Linked DNA regions of Homo sapiens: all the other regions are linked to region 1. Evidence: chromatin loops called from intact Hi-C (ENCODE). Cell type or tissue: PC-9. All regions are shown on one strand. Region 1 overlaps VPS35L (VPS35 endosomal protein sorting factor like). Region 2 overlaps VPS35L (VPS35 endosomal protein sorting factor like). Region 3 overlaps IQCK (IQ motif containing K). Region 4 overlaps VPS35L (VPS35 endosomal protein sorting factor like). Region 5 holds the start of KNOP1 (lysine rich nucleolar protein 1).

Region 1 (5,000 bases):
TTCTTTCCTTCCAAATATCACTATTAGGAAGTAACTGATGATAACAATAGTTTACACAGACACAGGCTTTCTAAGTGCCAAGTGTCGTTCGCAGTGCTTTACAGACAGCTCACCTGATCCCATATAGCAACCCTCTGAGGTACGTAGTTTTATTATCTTATTTTACAGATGCAGAGACCAAGGCACAGAGGAATGTAGTGACTCACCCAAGGCACACAGCAAGCAAATGTAAGAGTTAGAATTCAACCCAGGCACTCTGGCCCTGCGGCCGACATTCTTAGCCACTGCCTCTAATATAATCCAGAGGTTCTTGGTTACCTACCAGTCACTATGACAACATTGTTGAGAATTCCAGATGCTTTACGGACCTGCGACTGCAACATGAAATGTGATCTAAGCTTTTGCTCTACACATCACAATGGGCCAGAGGAAGGTAAAACAAGGCCTCTGAGGTGAGAAACCAGCCAGAATTATGTTGCCGGCTCACGACTGGCTCCAAGAGAGTCATCTTGTGAAACTGCCAGTTTACTCCATTAGCTATTCTCTTCCTCTTTAATAAAAGAACTCGCATTTTCCTGCAGGACACAGGGCCATCCTTGCAGCTAGGTGTGGTCACGTGGGTCAAGTTCTGGTCCCAGGATATATAAATAGAAGGGCAACTTCTGAGAAGTATCTTTAAGGAAAGGGGCTTGCCTTCCCTCACTTCTTCTTTCTGCTCACTGACTGGAATGCAGACATGACAGCTGGAACCTCTGCAGCCATACTGACCATGAGAGCAACAAGACAGAAGTGAGGATCCTTGGTACCAGGGGCTAGCTGGCCCATCGGCCCTGACCTTCATTACTGTTATTTTGAGTTTTCTGGAACTGGTACCCAAGCTTGATTTTGACATACATATTTTTAAACAGCAGAAATTTATTTCTCACAGTTCTGGACTTGACATACATCTTAAGGAATGGAAGAGAATATGGAGAAATGAAAGAAAAAACACAAAACTTACAAACACCATGAAGGCCTTTGTTAACCTCTCACATGGAAATGATTTCAGCAAAGATTAGAGCTCCATCCCACCACTGGATGTTTTATACTTTTAGGATTAATTCAAAAAGGGAGAAGCTGGCCAGGCACAGTGGCTCATGCCTGTAGCCCCAGCTACTTGGAAGGCTGAGGTGGCAGGATCAATAGAGCCCAGGAGTTTGAGGCTGCAGTGAGCTATGATTGAGCCACTGCACTCCAGCCTGGGCAGAGCGAGACAGAGTAAGACAGAGCAAGACCTTATTTATTTATTCTCTAAAAAATGAATAAATAAATTAAAAGGGAGAAGTTAGTTACTTTAGAATATAGCAAATGATTCTTAGCTTGTTGGCTTTCATCCTGTTTTGCAATGAGTCATTTTCATCCCTGATTCTGTCATTTGGTAGTATATGAAGGTGATCAAAATTCCCATAGAATCAGCAAAAAAAGATAAACCTCTAGGTACTTCTCTAGCAGAGAACAGTCACTAATCACTGCAGATATTTTGAAATTGCAATCTCCTCACTCTATTTTTGGATGTCTGGCATGCTTCATTCACTTGAGAACTATTTGCTTACCATTTTCAAAAGGATGGGAAATGACCATTTTCCCCTTTCCAGCCTAGATCTCTACACATGAAGTAACTTTTTTTTCTACTTTCAAGAGATCCAGACAGGAAAAGATAGCAGTTATTCTTACATTCATTTGTCAATCTTCTCTTTGGGGAGAGGGAAGAGCAGTGTTAATTTCCCTTCATATGACTGAATCTTGTGGCTTAAAATCCAAAAGCAAAAATAGGTCTCTGAGGTCATCTACAAAATCTCTCACTGTCTAGCTGAAGGAACTGAGATTCAGCAATGGCTAAAACAAACTGGTTCAGGTTGCCTGAAAGAGTTGGAAATCAGGCTAAAGGCAGGCTGCCTTGCATACACGCATTGACTACAAGCTATACGACAATCTGCATACACCAATACAGAATCTTTAGGCTTTCCTTCCAGCTCAAGAGATAATTTAGGAAAAGGATTATGTTACGTGGGACTTTAAAATCTTACAGCAAACTAAATATTATATTCCTTTACTTCATGTGCTCAACACAAATGCCTTAAGGGCCAACTAAAGGTGGTGTTCCAGGCTTTGGGGAGATAACAGTGCACAAGGTAGATCCTATCTTCATGAAACTTACATTCCAGTGGGGTGAGACAAATGCTAAACAGGAAAGAGAATAAGCAGGCAAACAAATAAGATAATATCTAACAGCAGTAAGTACTATTAAAGATACTAAACTAGGTATTGGAATAAAGAGTGACTTGAGTGTGATTTAGGGGAAGGGGCTCATTAGATGTAGTGGTCAGAGAAGGCTCCCACAGAGGCAGCATTTGAGCTGAGCCCTGAACTACGAAAGGGAGCCAGCCATGCCTAGATGTGGAAGAAACATATTCCAGGGAAAGAAAACAGCAAGTGCAAGGCCCTGAGGTAGGTATAACCTCACTATGGTCAAAGAACAAAAAGCAAGCCAATTTGCTGAGCAGAAAGGGGAGCAGCCAGCATGACAAGCCAGTTCATACAGGGCTGAAGCCTTGGTGAGGAGTTTGAGAGTTTTTCTAAACATAATGGAAACCCCCTGAAGGGTTCTGGGCACAGGAATGGCAATGACATGACACAGTTTAGACTTCAGCACTTGGGCTGCTACATGGGGACTCCTTCAAAATCTGGAAATTAATTCAGAAGACACTTCAATATAACAAAGAACAGAGATTTTTTTTCTAGCTCCCACTTATTTTTCTTTTATGGTGCTGCTTTTTTTCAAACCTGAACTTCTGTGGGTATTTTAAGAGAAGGCAGGAGACCAATGAGTCTAGTTCTTTCATTTATTTGCCAAGTCTCTACCCTAGCAGCGAGAGGTCTCTTTACGTAACAGTGTTATAGGGATTGGCACCATCTTAGTTAGCATGTGCTGGAAAGGCCAGGTCAGTTAAGGCCACTGCTTATCCCGATGTGGCCCACATCAGCCACAGGGGAAAACTGAAGATGGGAATGCTGAGAAGATGGTGATGGGAACCATAATACAATAAACCCAAATTATCTCTCCCAAGCTGGAAATAAAATGATTTGACTTCTCAGAGTCGATGGTCTCTTTATGCATAAGCTGGATTAAGAACTGTTGGGAAAAAATGACCACATCTAATAGTGTGTGATTTTCATGAACCCAAAAGACACTGTATCTTTCTCAACTCCGAAGAGCTATACCTTAGTTAAAATTCCTGAAGGCAAAGGGCTCAAGTATGAAATTCACCCAACAGAACTTGATTTAAATGGAAAGAATGAGTACAAATGCCACCAAATTTCTCTTCACACATAATCTCTTTGGGCAGAATTCTGCACAGGAGATTTCTAAAGCTTTCATGATAATTATACTTAAGAGTCATTCCTCAGATCACCAACAACTTTGAAAAACATAATCTACTGTTCTTTTCAGGTTCTTGGAACTGGAGCTAACACAAGCAGATGAAGATTTTAGCTAAAAGGAAAACAAACAATGATATCATTTAAAGAAAAAAAAACCAAATCATTTGCTTTGCTCAAGATCAAAAATAGTTATTTGGAGAGGGAAGAATTTTAGTGATAAAAGTGCTATAATTAATGTATCTAAACGAGGACTGATCTGTTGTTTTGAACTTTTAAGTTTAGGCAAGGAGTTAGTTATTAGTAATTTTTCCTTAATTGGCCCTAAAATGTTGTTTGTATAGTCACTGAAGACTGGGAGAAAGGAAGATTATTGCAGTAGAGGCAAATTCAAATGCTTCTGGGGGCCAGGCAGGTAAATATGAAAATTTTTAAGAGGTTGGGTATATAACAATAGGAAGAACTAGAGCCTGTATCAAAAGTCATTTTTTTTTAAATGCTGTTGTTGCCAAAAAAAAAAAAAAACCTATTTTGGTTCAGTTCCACCTGTTGGCTCAAGTTTGCTGCCAATGGTATAGCATGCTACATGCTGGCAAGTGTATATTAAATAAATGGATTCGGCCGGGCGTGGTGGCTCATGCCTGTAATACCAGCACTTTGGGAGGCCAAGGTGGGTGGATCACCTGAGGTCAGGAGTTGAAGACCAGCCTGGCCAACATGGTGAAACCCCATCTCTACTAAAAATACAAAAATTAGCTGGGTGTGGTGGTGCACACCTGTAATCCCAGCTACTTGGGAGGCTGAGGCAGGAGAATCGCTTGAACCCAGGAGGCGGAGGTTGCAGTGAGCTGAGATTGCGTCATTGCCCTCCAGCCTGGGCAACAAGAGTGAAACTCCATCTCAAAAATAAATAAATAAATAAACAATTCAGATTTCCCAAATCCTCAAGCCAGCGGAGAAGGCCTTTCCTTTCCACTTGGGCTGGCCTCTGCCTGCCTCTCCCAGATCACTGCCTCCAACCCTGAGATGGCCAGAACATAGGAGGAGCTGCTGAAAAAACATCGTCACAGGTGTGACGCAGTGGCGTGGAGGGTCCCAAAGAAAAACCACATGAGCCACATTAAAAAGGTCAAAAACTGGGGAAATTAATTTTAATCATGTACTTTACCCGATTCATCCAGAATACCGTTTCAACATGTAATCAACATAAACACTATTAGTGAGCTACTTTACCGTCTTTTACTTGTACTGACTCTTTGAAATCCGGTGTCTTTTTTAATAGTTACGTCACATCTCAATTTGGACTGGCCACATCTCAAGTGCTCAAGAGCAACACGTGGCCAGTGGCTGCTGTACTGGACAATGTAGATGCAGCACTAAGAAAGAGCAAGGCTCTCAGTAGCTGGTGGCAGGGCCCTGGGCAAGACTCTTCCGTACTGGGTCTGCCCATCTCTGATGAAACAAGATGGGTCCTAAAAGCACTTCAAGACCTAAAAAGCCTTCAAGAGCTAAAAATCCTAAAAGCCTGTTGAGTTCTGTCTCTTTCTTTCTGACAAATGTGCACATTAAATAGTATTAAAAAG
Region 2 (5,000 bases), 76 kb before region 1:
CATCAACAGTGGATTGGATAAAGAAAATGTGGTACATACACACAATGGAATACTATGCAGCCCTAAAAAAGAATGAAATCATGGCCTTTGTGGCAACATGGGTGCAACTGGAGGCCATTATCCTAAGTGAACTAGTGCAGAAACAGAAAACTAACTACCGCCATGTTCTCACTTGTAAGTGGGCCCCAAGCATTGGGTACCCATGGGCATAAAGATGGAAACAACAGACATTGGAGACCACTAGAGTGGGGAGGAAGGGGAGGGGACAAGGGCTGAAAAACTACCTATTGGGTACTATCTCATTTGCACCCCAAACCTCAGCATTGCACAATATACCCCTGTCACAAACCTGCACGTATACCTCCTAAATCTAAAATAGAAGTTGAAATTATTATAATTATTTTTTTAAACAGTGTTTCTCCAGACTGGTCTGATGTTCAACATGATCTCAGGTGCTTGTTAAAGATGCAAATTAAGAAGGGAAGGCCAGGTGTGGTGGCTCATGGTTATAATCCCAACACTTTGGGAGGCTGAGACGGGTAGATTACTTGAGCCCAGGCGTTTGAGACCAGCGTAACATGGTGAAACCCCGTCTTCAAAAAAAAATTTAAAAAATTATCCAGGAGCAGTGGCACATGCCTGTATTCCCAGCTACTTGGGAAGCTGAGGTGGGAGGACTGCTTCAGCCTGGGCTGTAAAGGCTGCAGTGGGCCGAGATCACATCACTGCACTCCAGCCTGGGGGACAGAGTGAGACCTTGTCTCAATCAATCAATCAATCAATCAATCAATCAATCAAGGGCAGGATGGGGCTGAAGAATCTGTACTCTTTTTTTTCCTTTTTGGGATGGTGTTTTCACTCTTGTTGCCCAGGCTGGAGTACAGTGGTGCCATCTTGGCTTACTGTAACCTCTGCCTCCCAGGTTCAAGCGATTCTCCTGCCTCAGTCTCCCGAGTAGTTGGGATTACAGGGGTGCACCATCAGGCCTGGCTAATTTTTGTTTTTTTAGTAGAGACAGGGTTTGGCTCTGTTGGCCAGGCTGGTCTGGAACTCTTGACCTCAGGTGATCCGCCTGCCTTGGCCTCCCAAAGTGCTGGGATTACAGGCGTGGGCCACTGCACCCGGCCCAAGAATCTGTACTCTTAAGAGTTGCTCCAGGTAAATCTTAGATCAGGTAAATACAGTGAGACCCTGGACTAGAAGTTCATGGAAGCTAAAATACAAGGGAGGAAAAAATAAAAGAGAAAATGAAAGCATTCTGTCTGCCTTTCATGAAATCCATGCGGAGCATGGTTTGGTGGGGGAGGCTCTGCTACCTTTGTCTATGTGGTAAAGGTACGTCTCCTGGCTCATGGCGGAGAGGAGATGCAGGACGCAGGTGTAGATGCGGATTTTCTCATCGCTGTTGTCCTCCCAGGTGTAGTCCTGGATCACGTTGAGAAGCTCTCGAACAAGAAACAGGACCCCATGTTCAGGATGATCCTAGCAGAGAACCGAAAAAAGGATAAATAATCCCAAAGATGAAGCAGGGAGGGAAAAAGAAAATCAACACAGAAGCCCAGATCCTCCCGCAGCAGCTGTAGAGAAATTAACGTTGTCAGTTACTGAACAAAGGCAAGACCCACTCACAAGCCTGGTTAAACAATACAGAGGAAAATGACAAAACGTGATTCCCACGAATCAACACGCTCCTGTCTGGGCAAACGAGCTTTGAGAATCCCTTTTTGGATCCCAAAAAGGAGAAGGCAAAGTTACCTGTCAGCTTAATGGCCTGTTTCCAAAATTACACTCTTATTTTTCTGTGGGTGGTGGGAGTTAAAAAAAAAGGAAGCCCTGTTCCAACCACAAAAGCAGGATCGCGGGTATCGTAGCAGATGGAACGGTAGAAGCCACCTACGCTGGGTGAGCCCCCGGATGATCCCTGCCACCACTCGAGGCAGTGACTTTAAATAGAGCCTCACTCTTTGGGATGCTCAACAACGGTAACAGCCAAATGGAGGACGCTCTCTTGGGAGAGGCAAAACCTGAGAGACAGTCACAGAGTTTATAGCAAACAGTGTTTCTCAGATGCTAAACTGAATCTATAAAAAGTTTTGGGGTGTAAAAAAGTAAGCAGCTTCAATTCCATTCCAAAAAGGTGTATGTGAGTCTGGGGATGCCCTGCTGAAAGCTCTCCAGACTTCTCACTCTGTGCAGAAGCTCTGCACGGCCAGCCCCTTCCATGGCCTTGCTAGCCCACCCCATGCGGGTCCCCTTCCCTTACCCCAGCCACATTAAGGTGGGGAGAACAGCACGATTGGAACCCGCAGCGGCAGGGGGAACAGCATGATTGGAACCTGCAGCGGCAAGAGGCCATCTAGCCCAAGATGTAGTCTTGCTTGCAGGAACAAAGCCATCGCCAAAACATGGCCCAGGAGGAATGGGGGAGAAATACCCCAGCCTCGCTTTCCTCCTGCCCTGCATATGCTGCTGCCTCCTACTGGCTGAACAAATTGGGAGCTAGAGGAAGGATAGGTGAGGCAGTCCCCAGAGGCCAGTCTCCCCCACACACAGTAGGACAAAGGGCACAGAGTGGCACCAGGGGCTGGCACACACGTCCAGGTGCTGGCCTCCAGCCAGGCACGTTCTCTCTGACTAGAGTCTGTGCCCCAGGGCTTGGCCAGACGGCTCCTTGGTAGCCTGCAGTTCTCATCTTACACATTAGCTCTTTAATGAGGCCTTCCCTGACATTCCATCTGCAGTCCTCTTACTCTCTCTTCATCACAAATCATCCTGTTTTTTTAGGGGGGGGGCGGGTTCTGAGACAGGGTCTCACTCTGTCACTCTGGCTACAGTACAGTGGCACAATCACAGCTCGCTGGAGCCTTGACTCTGAGCTCAAGCGATCTTCCACCTCAGCCTCCTGAGGTGCTGGGACTACAGGTACATACCACCACGCTTGGCGAATTTCTATTTTTTGTAGAGATGAGGTCTTGCCATGTTGCCCAGGCTGGTCTCAAGGTCCTGGGCTCAAGCGATCCACCTGCCTTGGCCTCCTGAACTGCTGGGATTAAAGGCATGAGCCACCGCGCCCAGCCTCTGTGTTGTTTTTTACAGAGCACTTCTCACTATCTGAAATGATCTTAGGTATTCCTTCAATGACCTGCCCAACAATATCTCGTGGTTTTCCTGGTTCTCTCTGTTTCATGCTAGCCTATAACCTCCAGGAGGACAGGCACTTCATCTATTGCATTTGCCAATACACCGCCAGGTCTGCTGGCTGCACACTGTATTCTGTTAATGGCGCCTCCAGGAACTCAATGTGGATGGTGTCCCTGATGACATTCAATCCCGCCCTGTCTCTGGCTCCTGGGACAGTGCTGGGCACTGACATGCATTGGGTGAATAATGTTGAATGGATTGTAGTTTTTGGGTACCTTCTATGTGTCAGGTACTGAAGTGGCTATGAAAACAACAACAGCTAATATTAATAGCAGCTACCATAGCTTTTCTATGTTCCAGGGTGATACTACGACGAAGCCCCATTTCGCAGATGGGAAATGAGCCACTGAGAGGGTAAGTGGCCCAAGGTCACACAGTTGGTACATGGGGGACCCAAGGTTCAAGCCCCAGGAGTTTGGCTCCAGAGTGGACATTTCTAACTACTGGTACCAGATTCGCACTGCCTCTCTGCAGATAAACCAAGCGTCTCTGACTTTATAGAACTTGTGAACAGGGGGAGGCATACATGCAGTCAGCTACTTAGAATACAAGTGTGGAGTATGAGCAGCATTGCCATTATATCCAACGTGAATGTGTGTACATATTGCAGTCATACTTTCAAGTGGGTGAGGACAATTGTGGAGGGGCGTGGGATGTTTTGTACAAGCTGTTAATATCTGTAAGAATTGCTCTTAGCCTGGGCTAGATAGCGGTGGCTCACGCCTGTAATCCCAGCACTTCAGAAGGCCGAGATGGGCGGATCCCTTGAGGTCAGGAGTTTGAGACCAGCCTGGCCAACATGGCGAAACCCCGTTTCTACTAAAAATGCAAAAATTAGCCGGGTGTGGTGGTGTGCGCCTGTAATCCCAGCTACTCAGGAGGCTGAGGCAGGAGAATTGCTTGAACCCAGGAGGTGGAGGATGAGCGAGCAGAGATCACACTACTGCACTGCAGCCCGGGTGACAGTGCGAGACTCTGTCTCCAAAAAAATAAATAAATAAATAAATAAATAAATAAATAAATAAATAAATAAATAATTGTTCTTAACCTGGGCAACATAACAAATATTGTTTCTACAAAAAAAAAAAAAAATTAGCCACGTGTGGTGGTGTGCACCTGTGGTCTCAGCTACAGAAAGCTATGATGGCACCACTGCACTCCAGCCTGGGTGACAGAGTGAGACCATCTTACAAAAAGAAAAAAAGAATTGCTCTTATGATACTGGCAAGAATGAGAATACAAGATGCTCAAAAGTCTGACATCCACAAACTACACACATCAAAATTGCCCATGCCATGATCTGCTTTCCACTCAGAGCTGGTTTCAGCTGGGAACCTCCCCGCCCCCCCGCCTCCCCACCCCCGCCCCCCCAGCCTTCTTTTGCTAACAGCTGTTTTTAACTAGGCTATTCGGTTCTGCTATGTGGCTGTCCAAAAATATATTTTATTTAAGGATCTGCCTTGGGAATAGACAACAATCTGAATGTTCCAGCAACTTCATTTCAACACAAATGCATAAGTCTTGTGACAGACCATGCAACACACTGTCAAAAAGGTGGTACAAGGGCCAGTGGAGACGTAAAGGTTTGTAGTGAGCCATTTCCGTGAGCTTTTGCTCACAACCGAAGAGCTGGGAGACTATTTCCAACCTTCTGTACATGGACAAAGTTTCCCATGTGACATCCATGCTTCAGTGGTTGTAACTTTTTTTTTTTTAATTGTACTGATGGGCTGGGTGTGGTGGCTCAAGCCTGTAATCTCAGCACCTTGGGAGGCCGAGGCAGGTGGACTGCTTGAGGT
Region 3 (5,000 bases), 150 kb before region 1:
GGCGCGATCTCAGCTCACTGCAAGCTCTGCCTCCCGGGTTCACGCCATTCTCCTGCCTCAGCCTCCCAAGTAGCTGGGACTACAGGCATATGCCACCACGCCCGGCTAATTTTTTGTAGTTTTAGTAGAGATGGGGTTTCACTGTGTTAGCCAGGATGGTCCTGACCTCGTGACCATCTCCTGACCTCATGATCCGCTGGCCTCGGCCTCCCAAAGTGCTGGGATTACAGGCGTGAGCCACTGCGCCCGGCCATGGAGCCTCTTTTATAAGGACACGAATCTCACTCATAAAGCCTCCACCCTGATGGCCTAATCACCTCCCAAAGGCTCTACCATCTAATATCATCACACTGGAGATGAGATTAACATATGAATCTGGGGGGAAGATATAGACATTCAGATCATAGTACCTCAGTTACTGGGCTTGTTTGTTTGTTTAGTCATATTCGGCTCGATTTTGCTGTGATAATAACTAAACTTCAAGTCTCAGTGGCTTATCTTGTCAATGGTTTATTTTTCACTCATGTTACATGAACATTTCAATCAGCTGTGGCTCTCTGCTCCATGCTGTCTTTACTCTAGGACTCAGGCTGACAGAGCAGCCTGTATCTCAAATATCACCAGCTCTTATGGCCAATCAAAAGAATATGGTGAACTATGCTTTGCCGATTGATTGATTGATTGAGACACTATCACCCAGGCTGGAGTGCAGTGGCACAATCAAGGCTCACTGCAGCCTCAACTTCCCAGATTCAAGTGATCCTCCTGCCTCAGCCCCCCAGGTAGCTGGGACTACAGGTATGCAACACCAGGCCCAGCTAATTTTTTTGAATTTTAGTAAAGACAAGGTCTTGCTATGTTGCTTGGGCTGGTCTTGAACTCCTGAGCTCTAGTGATCCTCCAGCCTCGGCCTCCCAAAGTGCTGGCATTACAGGTGTGAGCCACTGGGCTTGGCCTGTTTTGACTCTTTCAGCATGTGTTTGGAAATGATATATGTCATGCCCATCCATTTTGCTGACCAAAGCAGTCAGTCACATGGTCAAACCTCCATTAGGGAGAGGCCAAAAATATTTCTGAAGTATAATCTCTTCTACCACAGGGAGTGACACAGTAAAGGTAAAAGAAATGGTGGGGAAAATGAGAATCTCTCTGGCTGGTGGCAGAGCCAGGTCTCAGGAAGACCTGGACCATTGCTTATGGCTGTTCAGGGCACAGGTGAGGCTACAGTCATCCAACAACGGTTCTGGTTCCGGTTCTAGTTATGTGGAGCTCAGCTCCTTGGCCATGGCTCCTTTCATTGCTTGCTGTTGCTTTCTCTGCTGTTCTCTCCTAATTGATTCTCTGTCCTCCTTTCTCTGCCTTTAAGGTTGTCTCTAGGTGTCCCCCTCTCCCTACGCTACAGTCTGCCTGTTCTCTCTGCAGTGTGACATCCCACCTCCCCAGATGGGAGAATCTGATAGGACTAGTTGGATACTCCCAAGAGAGACCATCTCTGTTGGGTGGACCATTTCACAGTCATTTGCCATCTAAGAGTGGCTGCCCAAGGGCCTGATCCATATTCCTGGTTCAATCACTTGTATTCAGGGTGATGGAGACATGGATAAAATAGGGACAAAGAACAGCAGTTAAGGACTGTGGATGTGGCATACACATAGAACATCACAGCCTCCTTTCCCACGTATTTTCCACAATACATTTCCAGATACCCGATAATTCCCATACACGATGAAACCATCCGTAACTATGATCCCAGAAATAAGCATACACTTGGCCTATAACCAGATGCCAAAATATTTATAGCAAACTGCAAACAGGTATTCACATTTTTTTTTCCATTGAGAAGGCATTTCATTAGAGAAAAATAATACTTCTCTAAAGAAGTTCAAAAAATGCACTAATAACATTGACCAAGACCTCCAGCCCAGGCCACAGGGTCATTTCAGAAAGTGTTTTGGCTGAAAAGGGATCATGCTAAAATAATTCTACCACACCTTTCCTGCCAGAATCTATTGTTTCCACTCCTTAGAAATTTTTTCGAACAAAAGCTGATGGTATTACTAATTTTCCTTATTGGTCAAGACCAGGAAATAGAGTTTCTTCCCTCACTGACCAAAGCCCTTGTACTTTTAAAAGGATATTCAGGTTTTTAATTATAAGAAGGAAAATAACTACAATGAATGACTATGAGATGGGCAAGGAATGTAAAAAGAAAAAAAAAAGAAAGAGAAAAAAATTCTGTAATTTTACAGAATTATTCGTAGTAGCAAATTTTTGTGTCGTGAGATCATCAAAGAACTTGTCAGGAGTTAGAAACAGTTTCCTGATACCAACTATGGTCTACAATAGTCTTCACTGTAATGGAATTTGATAAGCAACCAAAAGCCGAAAGGGAAAATTTTACGTTACATGGAGTAAGATAGGAGAAGAGGCGGTCTTATGGCCTCTACCCAGAGTCCACATTTAATCCATATTTAAAGCTGACATAAAATTTATTTTCAGCCATCGTTTTACTCATGCACAAAACTGATTTCTTTCCAAATTAAGCAAAGTGCATTGTTCCAGTCTGACTCTGTTCAACAAACATTTACTTACTGTGTGCACGCCCTGTGTTAAACACAAGAGATAAAGAAAATGAGTAAGGCACGGCCCCAGTGTGGTTATTAAATGCCCCCAAACTGCCACCCTGCAGCTCCTGACCTGGGTAGTAAGTGACAGTAGGTGCAGATGGTTAACTCCGTCTCAGCTCCAGGTGTGAACCCTGATAAGGCAGGTGAGATAATCCCACCTCACCCCACCTAGACCTGAGCCAATCTGGTCCACATTTATCCTGGCCAAAGGGATGCACTGAATCAGGAATGGGCATGTGACCCACTTCAGAGTGATGAGATGTCAGGGGAGGTGTGCTGGAGCTTCTGGGAAGTTAATTTCCTTTGCTTTCCTGAAAGAGTTTGTTGTCCCCCTTCTGTTTGATGTAGTAGGTGGATACAAAGCCGAGGCAGTGGTCGCAGCTGTTTTGCCAATCCAAAGGAAGCCAGCCCGGGATAAAGCTGACTCTGCTAGAGGCCAAGCAGAGAGGCAGGAGAGAACCAAGTCCTCCTCAGTTATATCACAGAGTTCCTGAATCAAACCAACCCTGAAGCCTTCCCTCTCTACCTTGGGGCCTTCTAGTTTCCTGAGCCAATAAATCCTCTGTATTATTTAAGTCAGTTTCCTGCTAGTTGCAACATAATGCACCCTAACCAAGATACGTGCTCAGTATCCCTTCCATCTTATTTTGGTAACAGCACCCTGAGTTCCTTTCAGGAATCCATCTTTCCCCAGCAAAAACTATGGGCTTTGGATGCCTAACAGGCCACTAAATCACAATTCCCCTAGTTCCAAGGACCTATTCCAAAGCAGGTATGTTTATTTATTTATTTATTTTATTTTTAGAGACAAGGTCTTGCTCTGTCACCTAGGCTGGAGTGTAATGGCATGATCATAGTTCACTGCAGCCTTGAATTCCTAGGCTCAAGGGATCTTCCTGCCTCAGCTTCCTGAGTAGCTAGGACTACAGGCACATGCCACCTGTAATGCTCAGGTAATTTTCAAAAATTTTTTTTTTTTTTTGTAGAGATAGGGGTTTTGCTATGTTGCCCAGGCTGGTCTCCTGGGTTCAAGCAATTCTTCTGCCTTGGCATCTCGAAATGTCTGGGATTACAGGCATGAGACACTATGCCCAGCCCAAATTACTCAGACAATTGACCCGAGTTGGCTCAATTAGAGAGAAACTCTGGGAGAGACTCTCTCTCTCTCTCTCTCTCTGCTACACTTGAGCCTTATAGGACATAGGCTGGTGCCACAAAATGAGGGCTCATTTGAGGGTGGAGCCAACCCAGACGAAGCAGTCAAGAGAAGAAGAGAGAGAACAGTCATGGAGACATCATCTGGGTCACCAGATCAAGCTGTGCTGGAAGATCTCCCTGTGGGCCTCTTGTCTACATTTTTTAAAAGGTCCGGGCACGATGGCTCATACCTGTAATCGCAACACTTTGGGAGGCTGAGGCAAGTGGATCATTTGAGCTGAGAAATTCGAGACCAGCCTGGCCAACATGGCAAAGCCCCATCTCTACAAAAAATACAAAAACTAGCCAGGCATGGTGGCATGTATGCCTATAGTCCCAGCTACTCAGGAGGCTGAGGTGGGAGGATCGTTAGAGCTGGGGTAGATTGAGGCTGCAGTGAGCTATGATCTGACTCCAGCCTGGGCAGCAGAGTGAGACCCTATCTCAAAAAATAAATAAGTAATATATAAAGAAAGAAAGAAAACAATCCCTTTCTACTTAGGACAGTTTGAATGGGGTTTTCTGCCATGTTCAGGACCTGCCCTCAAAGAGTTAACTCCAGCAAATAAGGAAATCTTAGCTCTGCATACTTAATACTCCCCAGCTGAAACAAACTCATTTGAGTTTCCACTACTTTTTACTGCTAACAATATAAGCCTTTTATCAAAAAATGCTTACAGTAAAAATGATTAACTTTACTCTGAGTGTTCAAAATATTTTCAGAGATGCATCAGAAAGAATTTCCAAGTGAAGTTTGCAATGTAGCCACTGAGCCAGCTCTGTTTAATATAGCAGTTCAATTAAATTCTAATTAAATTCTGATCGCTCGTGTTCCAATTAAGCTAATCCAAAGGCAGGGCTGAATGTCATGGAATTCCTTAAGAATATCAACCTAACTGTAAGGTTTAATCTTCATAATGCTATTTACACATCTCAGACTTAATTTGTTCCAGTGGAATGCAATGCAGGTCACGGTAGAGCAGGAATGGTACTGTGGCCTTTTAACTAGACTTCAGTCTAAAAACACTGTTGAAGTTCTATTTTAACAATTGCACAGTTGATTTCCTGCCTTACAACCTTTTCCCCTTCCAACTCTTGTAGAGTGTGGCCAGCCCAGGGGCACTCAGGAAGGCAGCTATAACTATAATCGGAAGATCAGAAAGGTCAATGGCAATG
Region 4 (5,000 bases), 92 kb before region 1:
GCTTGTTGTTGCGTAGGTCCCCATGGGCCAAGATGCTGTTAAAGAAGGAAAGGCCCAACGAGCTCTGGCGCTTCAGGGCCTGAAACAGAAAAGGGAGGTTACTGCCTTGCACTGGGGCTCAGGCCGTGCCCCGCAGAGATGCTGTGGACAGTGCTGACTCTGGGGTAGGTCATGCCTGAGTTCCAGTGCCAGCTCTGCCATGTATTTGCTGTAGGGCAAGCTGCTGAACCTCCCAAAGTCCCAGCTGCTTCATCTGTAAGTGACAGTAAGGTCACCCCTGCAAAGGGCGGGGATTCAGTAAGATGACGAAGCTCTGTGCCCACAGATGGTCATTACTCATGAAATGGAAGAAACTCACCAGTCAGTGAGGTCGAGGAATGAAGGGTACCCCAGCAGGGACAAGCCTTGCTTTAATGCAAGTACAGCTGAAAACTGAAAGGCTTCAGCTCACCTCTTTCAGATGTGTCCTCAAACTACCCAAAGCTGCAGTCAGTATTCCTGCCCCTGGGCTGCCGGTAATAAAGACCAAAACACATCTCCCGAACTGAGCTCCCCAATCCTTGGTGCCCATATCCAGCCTTTACACGCTGACATCAGATCTTTCCTTTCTTGCTCAATCATCTGATGTGAGAGGTATCTTGCCAAAAAAAGTCTAACCACAGTGTCACGGCAGACCGAACCTGAACTCCAGCTTTGAGTGATAAAGACAAAAGGGAAAATAAATCTCCAGAATGCAACACCAGGCCCAGGAGAGAGGATACAACTTCCCCAAGGTAAACGAAGGCCCCTGGAAAAGCCACATCAACAGGTGGGTACCTGCTGTTCAGGAAGCCCATGGGGCCACGGCAGATCCCACATCTGCACAACATCAGTGCTGCCAAGAGTCTCATGTCTGCTCCCTGACAGTGAATGCGTGTAAGAGCCCTTAAGAGTGTGCCAGGGATTCTGCTCTGTGCTTTATACAACTCGCGTGATTTAACCTTCATGACAGCTCCGTGGCAGGTACACTCCTAACCGCCCATGATAGAATTCTAGAGGTGTCCCCCAGCATTCCTTCCCGTTATTCAAACATGAATCCCGGTGCTGCTGTGGAGAGACTGCAGATGGAATTAAGGTAGGGAGCATATCTTAGATGACCTGAGTGGGCCCTCGAATCACTGGAGCCCTTAAAAGCAGAAGCATTTCTCCGACCAGAATCAGAGACAAGCAGTGGAAGAGAAAAACAGGAAAGAGGAGGAAGAAGGGAAGCCAGAGATTCAAGGCATGAGGAGAACCTGGGCCACCAGTGGTGGCCATGAGCTGAGAAACACAGACAGCTTCTAGAAGCTGAGAAGGACACCTGGCCAACAGACACAGGATCTCAGTCCATGATCACACGGAAATGCAATCTGCAAATACCCTGAAGGAACAAGGAAGTAGATTCTTTCCAGTGCCTCCTGATAAGAGCCCAGCCAGCAAGACCTTGATTCTGGCCTTGTGAAACCCAGAACAGAGACGCCGGCCCCAGCTAGCACTGACTTCTCACCTACCAAACAGTGAGATCAAAAATGGGTACTGCTTTAAGATGCCAAGTTTGTGGCAACGGGTTATGGTGGCAACAGGAAATGAATATGCTCCCATTCTGCAGATGAGGCACCTGAGGCTCTGAAAGGTTAGGAACTTGCCCAAGGACCACAGATGGGTCCTCACAATGCAGAGGGGAGTCCGAGCTCCAGCTCTCTGACTCCAGAGCCTGTGCTCGTACTCACAGCCCTCTCCAGGCCACACACTCAGGGTCGCATCTTATCAGGAATCGCACTCAGAAAGGGCTGACTTGCCAGTGCCATGAGCCAACTTTGGCTATGCAGTTGTATGCAGGGATTAAGAATGGCTTGATTGGGCTTACACCAAAACACATTTCTTCCTGCTTTTCTCAACTACTCTCGGTGGCTAAAACCAACTTATCAACCGTCTATCCATCCAACGTTCCACAGATAATTCACATGGCGCCTGCGAGCTGCTATGCCAACTGATTTACCCCTTCTTACTGTCCTTTCCCAAGTGAGAATTTAAAGTCTTTTAGTGAAAAGAAAAAAAAAATTAGCTGAGCATGGTAGCACACACCTATTGTCCCAGCTACTCAGGAGGCTGAGGCTGGAGGATCACTTGAGGGCAAGAGTTTGAGGCTGCAGTGAGCTATGATCTCACCGCACTCAAGCCTGGGCATCAGAGCAAGACCCTGTCTTAAAGAAAAAGTCAAGGAACAGCTTCAAATGCAGTTGGGCAAGGTGGCTGAGTGGTAATTAAGACTCTTCGGCACCTCCCCTCCCCACTCCGGGCAAAATTGAGCCTGCCTTGGCAACAGCCTAGAGCAGCGACAGTCACAGAAGCAGCAGAGCCGACGGCAAAGAGCCCAATCATCAGGGAGCAGGTTGTGCTGTGGGCGCCCAGGCCCGCGGGCTACAAGAGAAAAGCGCTTTGGCACAGGGCACGCGGGCTGGCACCTGCTGGGCACGGACTCGCAAACTGGCTGGCGACCACCTGCTCTGCCTTCATTTGTTCTAACAGACAATGCAGTTATGCCCCAAGTGGGAACCTGAGCCCATCCTGCTCTCCTTTTAACCTGGTCCTCGTCTGACACCTGGGAGAACGGGAGCCCCACTTTCTGCCTGAATCTACAAGACCAAGCTAAAATAAAACTCTTTCAGAGCTAACTAAAAGTCTCCTTGGAGAGAGGCCCTTTGACTACCTTTCACTGAAGTGGGAGAAACTGTTTTAAAAGTCAGACAAGCAGCACAATACCTAATTGGCTATTTCTCCATTCCATATCTTCTCAATTAGCAAAAAGCTCAATTCGCATGTGTTTTAAATGCCAAAGCCCATTAAAAGTGAAATCATTGGAGACGTGTCTGAGGGATGAGACACATGCCAGCTGATATATTCAAACACCGAGAAAAATACAAACACGTAGCTTGGGAACCAAATCAGGGCCTGATCCCCTCCCCTCGCCACAGAGGTTTTAAATAGAAAAGAGCTGCTTTTCCTATGAGAACTGTCATTTCCAGGAAGCTCTCGGGGTTTGGCATGGTTCCCAGCTCCACCACACCCAAACAAACAACTTCATAAAATACAGCTTGTGATTAAAATGAGGCTGGCACCTTCACGTGGCCTTAGAGGATGACTTTGGAAGCACGGTTGCTACCAGAGCTGCGATATGATTCTCAGAACGGCACAGGCATCAGGGTTTTCCAACAGCAAGAAGCCGCCCACCCCACTCAGTGGGGAGAAATCCACCAGGCCCTTCCTGGTCTGTGATGGGCCTGGATACCAAGCCTCATGCTCTTGGGGTACCAGACTTCAGAGGACTCCAGTATGGCTGTTGAGCTGAACTTCAAATTGCACCATTAAAACAAAGGATAGCCGGGCACGGTGGCTTATGCCTGTAATCCCAGTACTTTGGGAAGCTGAGGCGGGCGCATCATGAGGTCAGGAGATCGAGACCATCCTGGCTAACAGTGAAACCCCGTCTCTACTAGAAATACAAAAAATTAGCTAGGTGTGGTGGCACGCGCCTGTAGTCCCAGCTACTCGGAAGCCTGAGGCAGGAGAATCACTTGAATCTGGGAGGTGGAGGTTGCAGTCAGCTGAAATTGTGCCACTACACTCCAGTCTGGGCAACAGAGCAAGACTGTCTCAAAAAAAAAATAAAATAAAAGAAGGATAACATGTTCAGTTTCAGCTTGGTCCACCCATATGACCATGTTTTTATTTATTTATTTATTTTAGAGACAGGGTCTTGCTCTGCTGCCAGGGTTGGAGTGTAGTGGTGCAATCACAGCTCACTGCAGCCTCAAACTCCTGGGCTCAAGCGATCCTCCCACCTCAGCCTCCTGAGTAGTCCCAGCTACTCAGGGTGCACACCACCATGCCTGGCTAACTTTTAAAATTTTTTTAGAGATGGGGTTTTACTATGTTCCCCAGGCTGGTCTCAAACTCCTGGAATAAAGCAATCCTCCTTCCCCAGCCTCCCAAAGTGTTGGGATTACAGGCATGAGCCACCATGCCTGACCGATGTTTTTCTAATAAATGTGCACATATGGACAGACATTTTCAGTGAACATCGCTGGTATTGATGCCACGTGAAATGTTCTTCAGAAACATTCCATCTTTGCTATTCTTTCAGAATCACTATCACCATCAACCCCTCTCTCCACCAGAGAAAGAGACATAAATGTTAAATATAAATAGCTCCAAATTATATGGTTCTGGGCTTTATTTTTCTTGCAAGCTTGGGACTTCTGGGCTATGATCATTTATGCTGTCAGTGACCACCTCTGATTAAACCCAGCCTATTGCCTCGGTATGAAGACACGTAATTTTGAACCACATGTCAAGTGTTCTGTGGGTGTGGCTTGTCAAACACACATCATTGTTCTAAGAGGTCCCTGGACTAGAGGGCGGAGCCAGAACCAATGGTTTCAAGAAATCAGGGGAAGGCTGGGCATGGCGGCTTACGCCCAGAATCCGCAGCACTTTGGGAGCCCAAGGCCAAGGTGGGCGGATCACTTGAGCTCTGTCTTTTTTTTTTTTTTTTCTGAAACAGAGTCTCGTTCTGTCACCCAGGCTGGAGTGCAGTGGCGTGATCTCAGCTCACTGCAACCTCCCCCTCCTGGGTTCAAGCAGTTCTCCTGCCTCAGCCTCCCAAGTAGCTGGGATTACAGGCATGTGCCACCACGCCCGGCTAATTTTTGTATTTTTAGTAGAGGTGGGGTTTCACCATGTTGGCCAGGCTGGTCTCAAACTTCTGACCTCAAGTGATCTGCCTGTCTCAGCCTCCCAAAGTGCTGGGAGTACAGGCATGAGCCAACCGTGCCCGGCCAAGCTCAGTATTTTAGGACTAGCCTGGGCAACCCAGAGAGACCTCGGCTGTGTAAGAAATAAGAACTTAGCTGGGTGTGGTGGTACATGCCTGTAGTCCCAGCTACTTGGGAGGCTGACATGGGAGGATCACTAGAGCCCAG
Region 5 (5,000 bases), 110 kb before region 1:
AATCCTTTTGCCCTCCTAAAATCAGGCAGTTTGCTAAGCACTTTTTGTGACTATCTGGTTCCATCTTCTTAACACCATCGAAATAGGTGCCATTATTATGCCCACTTTGCAGACAGGGTCATAAGTTAAATAATTTGCCCAACCTAAGTAACAAATACTGAGTAGAGCCACAAAGGAAGATGTGCTCAACTCCGCCTGGGGAGGTTAAGGAAGGTTTGAAGCAAGAAGGGACTAAAACCCGTTTGTCCACACCATGGTTACTGAACGTGTGGGCCACCGACTACCTACGTTAGGATTACCTGGGGTGCTCTTTTAAAAAGTGCAGATTCCCTGCATCCCAATTTGAAGCTCTGTGGGCGGGGCCTGGGAACCTCCGTTTATAACAAGATCCCCACCCCGGCCCCCGCCCCAGCAATTCCTTTCGGTTCACTAACCGAGGTTTAAGAACCAATGGTCCACACCGCATGGTTCTCTTTATTCAGCTTTCCCTCGCCGTTCCCTTGCCTTTAACCTCACTACGGATCGCGATTGGAGTCCGCGCTGCGTAACCTCGGGCCAGCCTCTCCGAGCCTCAGTTTCCCCATGCGTAAAATGCGGAGCCCGGGCCCGCGGAGCCGCTGCCCGGCGGCCCCGCCCGTCAGCCGACAGGCGCACAGTGGGCGCTCCCCAAACGCGGCCCCCGTCCGGCCGCCCGGGTCCCGCCCCTCTCGGCCAGCCCAGGTTTCCTACCCTTGCAGATCTGCTCCCACAGATTCTTGCTTGACGGCTCGGTGACCTGCCACGACGAGACAGGCAGCTCGCGGGACGCGAGAGACACGGTGGGCACCGGCGTCCGGGTGAACGACGAGTCTGTAGAGCAGCTGGGCTTGAGGCGCACTATGTGGCTGGGGATTTGCCGCGGTGCCGCCATGGCCGCGGTTTCCACGGTAACCGCGTTCGCCGGAAGGCCGCGACCCGGAAGAAGCCGGAACCCGAGAGGGTGGGCCGGCGACTCGAAGTGGACTTCCGGGTCACGGCGGAGCTGGCTCTCACGTGGAGGCGGGGAAATTTCGCCCACCGGTGAGTGCCAGGGCGCGTTGCAGGCGGGCCGGCGCGGGGTGTGGAGATTGCACCAGAGGAAGTGCGCGGCGGGGAAGATGGGGAAATGCGGTCCACCCACATCCCTGAATCCGACCCCTCCAGTCGGTGTGCGCCCGCTCCGGCCTGAGGCCGCCGCCTCCAGAAAGTTTTCCCGCCTCAGAGCCGGCCCTGGGACCCCACGTAATCCCTCCCAGTCTGTTGATGCGGAGGCTTGGGCCCATGGGAGCCTTGGAGGTACGGATCTTACTTCCTGGCTCCCGCGCGTCCTGCTGGTGATCCTGCCGGGGGAGTGGGGTGTTGCTGCACAGGCTTTGGAGTCCTGTGGGCGGAATTCCAGTCTCCGTTTTCCACTTGCTGGCTTTGGAACCTAGGGCAAGTGAATTATTGTAGTCTCTGGAGCTTGCGAGGTCGGGTATTCACAAAGATCTTCACAAGGCTGTCCCTGGAATTTAAAAGCGGTTTTGGAGAAAGCGTTTGCGTTTGCAGGAGATGCACTGTAACGTTCTTTTCCTTTCTCCTTGAAAGAGTGAATGCATTTGGTCGCAGGGCTAAAGAGGAGGATGCTATACTTTTCTAAATGGCAAGAGATGGGGAGAGAAGGGGATTAAGAGTTGACCCGCAACCTCCCGGTGGATTCTTTGTTCTTACCAGATCTCTTGGCCACTCCCCTATTCTGAAGTCGTCTTGGCTCTCTTGACTGCTCCCCTATTCTGAAGTCGTCTTGGCTCTCTTGACTGCTCCCCTATTCTGAAGTCGTCTTGGCTCTCCTGACTACACTATTTCAAGGTTTGCACCTTCTTCTTTGCAAGCTCCTTTATCTCTGCCCACTTATTTAAATGCCAATACAATAGTCCCCCTCCCCCATTATCCGCGGGCAGTACGTTCCTAAACCCCCAGTGGATGCCTGAAACCACAGACAGTACCGAACCCTAAATATAACTGTTTTTTCTTGTGTATACTATCTATGAGAAAGTTTATAAATTAGGCACAGTAGGGCCGGGCGTGGTGGCTCATGCCTGTAATCCCAGCACTTTGGGAGGATGAGGCGGGCGGATCACCTGAGGCCAGTAGTTGGAGACCAGCCTGGCCAACATAGTAAAACCCCGTCCCTACTAAAAATACAAAAATTAGCCGGGCGTGGTGGTATGTGCCTGTAATCCCGGCTACTCGGGAGGCTGAGGCGTGAAAATTGCTTGAACCCGGGAGGTGGAGGTTGCAGTGAGCCGAGATGATGCCACTGCACTCCAGCCTGGGCAACAGAGCCAGACCTTGTCTCACAAAAAATTAGGTGCAGTAAACGATTACCAACAATCTAGCTAGTAATAAAATAGAACAATTACAACAGTATACTGTAATAAAAGTTGCATGCATGTGGTCTCCCTCTCAAGATAACTTCCTGTACTGTGCTCACCTATTTTGGGACCAGGGTTGACCAGGGGTAACGGAAACCTGGGATTAGGTGGCGAGCTACTGTATTTCTTGAAGTCTTGTCTCAGGCTTGTTCTGTTCAAGGCTTATCACCACCCATACATTCCTAACTTTATGTCGCCCGTGTCAGCACGGCCACCCAAACTCCTCATCCATATATATTCACCTGTCCAGTGAACATCTCCAAGTCATCTGTCCAATCAAGCCTGTTCTTCAGCCACTTGCCTTCAGTACCTTTGTCTCAGGGATTAATACCACCATCCTGCAGTTGTTCTTCAGAAATTTTCCTGACAACTGGTAGGACAGGTTCCACAACCTCCACCACCCTGACCTTAGCACTGTCCTTGCTTTTATCACCTGTATCATTGTATTACACCTTATTCCCTCCCACACCTACTTGCTTCTTGATGGGTGGTGTTTTATCTTGTTCATCTCTGTATCCCTAGCATGTGTGCATTCATTCAGTGAGTATGTATTGAGCACCTGCTATGTGCCAGGCACTGAGCAGGACACTGGAAATAAACCAGGAAACAGGGCAGACAGCAATGAATGAGTATAGTTATTCCCTTGACTCTCCAGGTGCGCCTGGAGTGGGTTATGAATGAACTTGACCTGTAGCTCAGGCCTGGCTCTTTGAAGCTGCTAAGAGAGAGCCAGCTCCAGTGTGGACCCTCTGAGTTCCGAAGCTGAGGAGGGCTGCAGGATGGAGAAGTTTTTCCTTTCCCTCCCATGATCCTAACTTGCTATGAAATATTTTGGGATATTTTGCTTCTAGATTCTGGGAATGTCTAGTGCAGGAACTTGGCTGGGGACTGGAGTGAGAGCAGTGGTCCAGCTGGACACTGATGGGTATTGAGGACCCCAGCCCATTCTCACAGGTGCTTCCACGATATCTGTCCAAGACAAGCTGGGTGCCCTCAGTACTGTGCATCATTGTGACTCATTCAGTGTTGGCAATCAACTTCAAATTTTAAAAACAGTGGAACTAGGCCAGGCAAGGTGGCTCATGCGTGTAATCCCAGCACTTTGGGAGGCTGAGGCGGGCGGATCACTTGAGGTCAGGAGTTTGAGACTAGCCTGGCCAACATGGAGAAACCCCGTCCCTCCTAAAAAAGAAAAAAAAAATTAGCTGGGCATGATCACGGGTGCCTGTTATCCCAGCTACTCAGGGGAGGCTGAGGCAGGAGAATCACTTGAACCCAGGAGACGGAGGTTGCAGTGGGCCGAGATCACGCCACTGCATTCCAGCTTGGGTGACAGAGCAAGACTCTGTCTCAAAAAAAAAAAAAAAAAAAGAGAAAAAGAAAAAGGGAATTAACAGTGTACCAAGCCCTTTCCATGGGTTATCTCATTTACTCCCTCCAACACCCTTTTGAGGAGGGAGGTGTTATATTCCCCCATTTTCCAGATGGAGAAATTGAGGCTCAGGGAGGTTAGCTGATTTACTTAAGGTGAGAGAGGCATTTAGGTTTGAACCTAGGGCTGTGTGGATTTAAAATTTACGCTGTTTCTGTAGTATTTCTTTTTTTGCTTTAAAGGAATCATGTCCATTTTCCCTGTCCCACAACGCTTTGACCACCCACTCAAAGAAACATGGCTCTTGGCAATGCTTAGTAGAATTGAACACAGGATGGCTTGGTATGGGATAACTTGTACCATTTGTTTTTTCAGGAATGATCACCAAGACACACAAAGTAGACCTTGGGCTCCCAGAGAAGAAAAAGAAGAAGAAAGTGGTCAAAGAACCAGAGACTCGATACTCAGTTTTAAACAATGATGATTACTTTGCTGATGTTTCTCCTTTAAGAGCTACATCCCCCTCTAAGAGTGTGGCCCATGGGCAGGCACCTGAGATGCCTCTAGTGAAGAAAAAGAAGAAGAAAAAGAAGGGTGTCAGCACCCTTTGCGAGGAGCATGTAGAACCTGAGACCACGCTGCCTGCTAGACGGACAGAGAAGTCACCCAGCCTCAGGAAGCAGGTGTTTGGCCACTTGGAGTTCCTCAGTGGGGAAAAGAAAAATAAGAAGTCACCTCTAGCCATGTCCCATGCCTCTGGGGTGAAAACCTCCCCAGACCCTAGACAGGGTGAGGAGGAAACCAGAGTTGGCAAGAAGCTCAAAAAACACAAGAAGGAAAAAAAGGGGGCCCAGGACCCCACAGCCTTCTCGGTCCAGGACCCTTGGTTCTGTGAGGCCAGGGAGGCCAGGGATGTTGGGGACACTTGCTCAGTGGGGAAGAAGGATGAGGAACAGGCAGCCTTGGGGCAGAAACGGAAGCGGAAGAGCCCCAGAGAACACAATGGGAAGGTGAAGAAGAAAAAAAAAATCCACCAGGAGGGAGATGCCCTCCCAGGCCACTCCAAGCCCTCCAGGTCCATGGAGAGCAGCCCTAGGAAAGGAAGTAAAAAGAAGCCAGTCAAAGTTGAGGCTCCGGAATACATCCCCATAAGTGATGACCCTAAGGCCTCCGCAAAGAAAAAGATGAAGTCCAAA

The links. A loop is a pair of places that touch in the nucleus more often than their neighbours do. Peaks named below come from ENCODE experiments on the same cell type or tissue, not always from the same donor. Only the 100,000 strongest peaks of a DNase experiment are listed, where the experiment ranks them.
Region 2: it touches region 1 in a loop (4-fold over the local background); 7 of 110 quality-filtered maps call a loop at or near these places.
Region 3: a loop joins it to region 1, with 10 times the contacts of the local background. A loop is called at or near these places in 4 of 110 quality-filtered maps.
Region 4: a loop joins it to region 1, with 8 times the contacts of the local background. A loop is called at or near these places in 9 of 110 quality-filtered maps.
Region 5: it touches region 1 in a loop (10-fold over the local background); 11 of 110 quality-filtered maps call a loop at or near these places.

What each region holds. Positions count from the first base shown.
Region 1 is chr16:19,603,068-19,608,067 of GRCh38, reverse strand. The region is part of intron 9 of VPS35L (VPS35 endosomal protein sorting factor like); the gene reads right to left. Among named protein-coding and RNA genes, the nearest start is that of VPS35L, 50 kb to the right of the region's middle. In PC-9, no CTCF peak of the experiment used is centred here; DNase peaks (open chromatin) are centred at 237, 2,177 and 2,537; H3K4me3 peaks cover 445 bases; H3K27ac peaks cover 2,944 bases.
Region 2 is chr16:19,678,707-19,683,706 of GRCh38, reverse strand. It overlaps VPS35L (VPS35 endosomal protein sorting factor like), which reads right to left. Exons shown (of 31, transcript NM_020314.7): 28 at 1,317-1,482. Among named protein-coding and RNA genes, the nearest start is that of KNOP1, 37 kb to the left of the region's middle. In PC-9, no CTCF peak of the experiment used is centred here; a DNase peak (open chromatin) is centred at 2,606.
Region 3 is chr16:19,751,857-19,756,856 of GRCh38, reverse strand. The region is part of intron 4 of IQCK (IQ motif containing K); the gene reads right to left. Among named protein-coding and RNA genes, the nearest start is that of IQCK-AS1, 12 kb to the left of the region's middle. In PC-9, no CTCF peak of the experiment used is centred here; DNase peaks (open chromatin) are centred at 2,046, 2,256 and 2,626; H3K27ac peaks cover 4,663 bases.
Region 4 is chr16:19,694,581-19,699,580 of GRCh38, reverse strand. It overlaps VPS35L (VPS35 endosomal protein sorting factor like), which reads right to left. Exons shown (of 31, transcript NM_020314.7): 30 at 1-79. Among named protein-coding and RNA genes, the nearest start is that of KNOP1, 21 kb to the left of the region's middle. RefSeq lists enhancers at 1-144, 145-800. In PC-9, no CTCF peak of the experiment used is centred here; a DNase peak (open chromatin) is centred at 3,050.
Region 5 is chr16:19,714,217-19,719,216 of GRCh38, reverse strand. KNOP1 (lysine rich nucleolar protein 1) reads left to right here and starts at 990. Exons shown (of 5, transcript NM_001012991.3): 1 at 990-1,059; 2 at 4,180-5,000. The coding sequence starts at 4,182. IQCK (IQ motif containing K) reads right to left here and starts at 946. Exons shown (of 9, transcript NM_153208.3): 1 at 730-946. The coding sequence starts at 910. RefSeq lists an enhancer at 737-1,066. In PC-9, no CTCF peak of the experiment used is centred here; DNase peaks (open chromatin) are centred at 956 and 2,806; H3K4me3 peaks cover 3,153 bases; H3K27ac peaks cover 1,818 bases.